2 separate regions of the Homo sapiens genome follow, and region 2 is linked to region 1. A link is a contact called in ENCODE Hi-C or POLR2A ChIA-PET data. All regions are on one chromosome and are shown on one strand. The core of a region is the stretch at or near the end of the contact, and the rest is flanking DNA. Distances in the headings are between cores, read along the strand shown. Region 1 holds the start of MNDA (myeloid cell nuclear differentiation antigen). Region 2 overlaps PYHIN1 (pyrin and HIN domain family member 1).

Region 1 (2,807 bases), core at 231-2,730:
AATCCAGTCATATGTTGTTGACAAAGTACAAATAAAGCATAAGTTCACTTAAGTTTGAGAAAGAGCTGGAAAAGTTATATTCTTCAAACTCTAACTTAAAGAAAGACTTTTTAGGAAAAATAGTGTAGCTTAAAATAGGCTTAAGTCAATAAGTATCAGTACATAGTTTCACTACATAATGGTAAAGTATGCAACTTGGAAAAAGATATAATAATTTAAATTATATTATAAATATAATCTGTTATTACTTTATAAAGTAGCATATAGAAGTTTTTTCTTCTCTCTAAACACACACATAACATATATACTTAGATATACATATTCTATGTAAAAATATATGGTAGAAATCAAAAGAACTACAATGAGAAATTAACAAAATCACTATTAGAGTTGGAGATTTCACCACATCTCTCAGTTACTGAAAGAACAAGGTAAAAAATAGCTTAGATTTAGATTTAGATTTTTCAAACATAATTAACAAGCTTACTTAAGAAACTTTATCTTACTTAAATAGAATTTGGAATCCAACGTTTATAAACTCTTCTCAAGTACTCATGGAGTAATTAGAAAACATTCATATGTACAAAGCCATAAAAAAGTCAAAATGTATCCCAAAGTAGGAAATATATAATTGATTCTCCCTGTCTTTTCATTATACCTTGCCACAAAAAATGTTATCTATGACTGAGTAAAGCATAGACCATTTGAAAAAGAGAATTATTTCTTCTTACACTTGTTGTAAAATGAAGCATAAAATGAAACTGATTCATGAAAATGTAAAGATTATTTTTGAGTAAATGCTTGTAAAATTGAGAAATTAATGTGTGCACATGTCTATGCTTTTTAAAATAGAGATAAAATCATATAATAGAGATTTATATCCTGGTTTATTTTTTACTAAATATTACTTCATAATAATTTTCTTATCTGACTGTCTTGTCTTTTAACTTAGGCCCAAACCCAGTCACCAAGTCATCCTCCAGCCAAGAAAACCAAGTATCTCCTCTAAATATCAATTTATGCCAAAAGACACCCAAGAATTAATTTTTAAAACCTGCTGTAGACAAAATACATTTTTTTGGTTCATACCCCAATTGTGGTAGAATAAAAGATATCCATTTGCTACCTAGACAGTTAAAGCATTCAGTTCTCAGTTTTCTGAATATGATTGATAACAACACTTCTGGTCTCAGGCAATTATTCTCTACTGAGATGGTGTGGTTACCAACTAGATACCTAGATCTTTCTCTAAAGAACTTCCCAGAAATCTCACCTTAATGGATGCTTCTTCCACAATAGTCTTCAGAAATCCTGGAGTCACTGTCTTGTTTAGGACAGAATCACTGTCCGTAAAGCTTTGGAGAGATTAAACTGCAGACTATTTTAATCTTGTAAAGGGCTGAGAAATGAAAGCTAACAAGGAAAAATGGCACTTGTTAGAGCCACTCTCAATCTTGATTGTAGATGGCCTTCTTACACTGTCCTAATTCCTAACTAGAAAGAAGTTATGTAATCATGAAACAATTTTGAAGCCACGCCTATCAGCCTTTGTAGCTTTCTATTTCAGATGTCAGAGAAAGTGGTCAGTTCCTCTTTGTAGTAAGTAATCTCAGTCACAAGGAGAAATGACAGTAAATGGTGCCTCTTCTTCGCTTTTTTGACTTACAAATACTTGCTGAAAGGAGTTTCAAACTCAGAACTTTCTTATAAAGCTAACTTACATATAGGTCATTAGAAACCGGTAGCCGCTTGAATAAGGATCTTAATATAAATTGGGAAAGGCAAAACACCAAAGTTTCTCCCTCCTTTCCTGTTCACAGAGTGGCAGGAGCAGGAGATCTTGGTAGAGATGTCTATTGCTACCAGAACTTGACTTCATCTCTTGGATAGGGGTGGGTCTACTGTGAAATTGTTTTTGTTTAAATAGTACCTACATATTCACCCAGTTATTAATAACTGATACACCTGGAGCTTGACAGAGGCAGAAAGTCATTATGAATATGTAAATCCTTATTCAAATAATTTGAAAGAGTTTCATACTAGTTGCTCTCTTGAGTATAATAACTGAGCTGCCTTACCTTGATTATTAAATTCATGATTACTCATGCTTTTTGCATTATTTATGGATAGTTGGTTCATATCATGACTGAAACCTTGAACATTCTGGAACAGCACTGAAACTCTGGAATGATAGGGGGCCTGATAAACCCTTTGTACTGCAATTTTTTTTTCCTGTGAAGAACAGTGGGTGCACTACAAAGTATCATAACTCTGAATTGTCAAATGAATGGTATCAGTTAGCAGACAGTGCTGTGGTTACCAACTAGCTGATCTGTAAGCAAAATGTGGTCATGACTGGAAAAGGATCCCAAAACAGCTAATAGGGGAAAATGATCCAAGGCCATCTACAGAGAAGAATAAAGCTGATTGTCTTAATCCAAACCAGCAGCATAGAGAGAGTTAAAGTTTGGATTTGGAAACTGTCTAAACCCCACTAAAGCAGGGTAAATCAGAAAAAACCAAGAGGATCTAGAATGACAGCCACTAACACATGTGGGTGTTCATTGTTTCAGTTTCTCTCTTATGCTGATGCTTCGAGCAGGTCTTAAGGTAAAGGGTAAAGAGGAACACAAGGAAACCTTATCAGGTGCCCCACTTCAGTGTTTGGGAACCAAAAGAGCTCACGACAGGAGTTACCATGTTTCAGGACAGCTTTCTGCCCTGATATGGTTTGGCTCTGTGTTCCCACCCAAATCCCATCTTGTAGCTCCCATAATTCCCACGTGTTGTGGAAGGGACCTGGTGGA
Region 2 (2,807 bases), core at 185-2,684, 120 kb before region 1:
TTTGGTGTGGATGTCCTTTCTGTTTGTTAGTTTTCCTTCTAACAGACAGGACCCTCAGCTGCAGGTCTGTTGGAGTACCCTGCCGTGTGAGGTGTCAGTGTGCCCCTGCTGGGGGGTGCCTCCCAGTTAGGCTGCTCGGGGGTCAGGGGTCAGGGACCCCCTTGAGGAGGCAGTCTGCCCGTTCTCAGATCTCCAGCTGCGTGCTGGGAGAACCACTGCTCTCTTCAAAGCTGTCAGACAGGGACATTTAAGTCTGCAGAGTTTACTGCTGTCTTTTTGTTTGTCTGTGCCCTGCCCCCAGAGGTGGAGTCTACAGAGGCAGGCAGGCCTCCTTGATCTGTGGTGGGCTCCACCCAGTTCGAGCTTCCTGGCTGCTTTGTTTACCTAATAAGCCTGGGCAATGGCGGGCGCCCCTCCCCCAGCCTCACTGCTGCCTTGCAGTTTGATCTCAGACTGCTGTGCTAGCAATCAGCGAGACCCGTGGGCGTAGGACCCTCGGAGCCAGGTGCAGGATATAATCTCCTGGTGCGCCATTTTTTAAGCCGGTCCGAAAAGCGCAATATTCGGGTGGGAGTGACCCGATTTTCCAGGTGCGTCGATCACCCCTTTCTTTGACTCGGAAAGGGAACTCCCTGACCCTTGTGCTTCCCAAGTGAGGCAATGCCTCACCCTACTTCGGCTCGCGCATGGTGCGTGCACCCACTGACCTGCGCCCACTGTCTGGCACTCCCTAGTGAGATGAACTCGGTACCTCAGATGGAAATGCAGAAATCACCCATCTTCTGCGTCGCTTACGCTGGGAGCTGTATACGGGAGCTATTCCTGTTCGGCCATCTTGGCTCCTCCCTCTGGGAGAAATCTTAAACAACATTATGCTCAAGGGCAATGGGTCCCAGTAACAGCCCTAACGCTATGGGCTTTAGTTAGAGCGGCTCTGGTTCATTGCAACCAGAAGAGCCTAAAAAGGGGAAGGAGGAGGAACCATCACCTGCCTTACCACTTCCTCTTCCCTCAGCCCCAATATCACCAAGCCAAAATAACAAAGATGAATGGAGGTTTTGCCTGAGCTCCCTCCTCCAATAGATGGGAAAAAAAATGGGATATGCTCTAGGTATGGAACCCTGTCTTAAGCGGCATTAAAAGGGGAGCCGTTCACCTGCCCAGTAATGCAAGATCAACGAGGCAATCATAAACCCATTTTTTTTTTTTAACGCTTATAAAAAGATTTTGAAAAGCATCAGAGGCCAGAGTTGTGCGGCCAAGCAAGCAGTAGGTAGAAAGAAAGGCTCGGCAGCGGGGAAGCTCACAAATCCGCAGCCAGCTAATGCTCCTAGGAACTCAGCCTGCACAGCTGCTGCGACAGGAAGCCAGGCCCAGCTGCAGGAGCTAGACTGCTGGGGAGGGGCAGGAGGCACTTGCAGAAAGGTCCACCCAACAGGCAGCGGGAGGGAGCGGCACAGGAAAAAAAAAAAAAAAAAAAACCGACACAGGCAAAAGCGGCGCCTAGGCAAGCGCAACGCAGCCACCACCCTGGGGCCCACCTGCTTAGCTCTCCAGCTCCGCAGGCGGACCACAGCAAAATTTCATGTGCTCCTTGTATACAAGCGACATCCCAGATTATAATTCTATGCTAAGATTTAAGAAAAAATTTAAAATTTAAAAAACTTCTTTCTAATAATGGCCACTGTTATCTCTCTCTTACCCCTAACGTGACTCTCTCCAAATCCAATTTAAGTAAAACGGTAACCTCTAAAGGGAGAAAAATCACAAAAGGCCCATGAGTTAGTTAAGGAGCAATTAAGAGCAAACTTTGCTCCCCAGTAGAAAAAAAAATTCCTGATTGCAAGGTTATTCATTTTATGGATGATACTCTCTTAATAGTCCTTGAGATTCACCCATTTTCATCATTCCCAAAAAGTCTAGTAAATGTTTTAACTACAAAAGTAGTTCACTCCCCACACACCTAATGCTTTAACACTGTTTACTGATGGTTTGGGTAAACATGGAAAAGCGCTAGTCTGGTGGAGACCACGTAATTCAATCACTCGATCTGGGTTTACTAGCACTTAGAGAGCTGAGATTGGGGCTCTGATATTGTCCTTGGAAACTTTTTCCACTCAGCCCATCAATATAGTTAGCGATTCTGCTTACTCTATTTATTGCAGAACCTTGAGACAGCTCTAATTAAGTCCACTCTGGAGCCCGCCCTGTATGCTGTTTTTCTCTGACTTCAGCAATTGCTAGATCAACGTACACATCCTATTTTTATTACACACATTCCAGCCCACAGCTCACTGCCTGGCCCATTGGCTTATGGCAATGAACAAGCAGACATTCAGGTTATGACATCACTGCTTGACAAAGCCACCTAATGGCATCAATTTTTCCACCAAAATTGGAGAAACTTATCTAAGCAAATTCAACTTACCCAGAGACTGGCTAAACAAATTATCCTACAATGCCCAGATTTCGAGCTCACAGGCACATCTCCTCCTTCAACAGGTGTTAACCCTAGAGGACTAGAACCTAATCAGTTATGGCAAACAGATGTTACACACATCCCTGAATTTGGAAAACTAAGATATGTACATGTATCCGTTGATACTAACACTCATCTAATTAGTGCACACGTTCTTCCTGGAAAATCCACTGGAGATGTCATTAACTTTTGCACTTATGGGACAGCCCACAAAAATTAAAACTGATAATGGTCCAGCTTATGCCAGCTCACAATTTCAACAATTTTGTCACATGTGGAATAGCCAACATTCCACAGGCATCCCATATAACCCCCAAAGACAAGCCAT

Evidence for each region. A loop is a pair of places that touch in the nucleus more often than their neighbours do. ChIA-PET counts read pairs that join two places held with the same protein, here RNA polymerase II (POLR2A). Pooled maps may share reads with other maps.
Region 2: a loop to region 1 is called in a pooled map, with 5 times the contacts of the local background. The contact joins the enhancer-like site here to the promoter of MNDA in region 1. A Hi-C loop is called at or near these places in 3 of 37 single-sample maps with no recorded cell type and 8 of 50 pooled maps. POLR2A ChIA-PET finds 5 or more read pairs at or near these places in 2 of 52 experiments (activated CD4-positive, alpha-beta memory T cell and activated naive CD4-positive, alpha-beta T cell).

What each region holds. Positions count from the first base shown.
Region 1 is chr1:158,830,024-158,832,830 of GRCh38, reverse strand. MNDA (myeloid cell nuclear differentiation antigen) reads right to left here and starts at 1,480. Exons shown (of 7, transcript NM_002432.3): 1 at 1,274-1,480. It also overlaps a transcript of OR6N1 not described here.
Region 2 is chr1:158,950,783-158,953,589 of GRCh38, reverse strand. All of the region lies in intron 7 of PYHIN1 (pyrin and HIN domain family member 1), which reads right to left. Among named protein-coding and RNA genes, the nearest start is that of PYHIN1, 21 kb to the right of the region's middle. RefSeq lists an enhancer at 1-925. Within about 2 kb of position 1,434, at least 3 of the 41 ENCODE cell types and tissues checked have a DNase peak (open chromatin) inside an H3K27ac peak, as active enhancers do.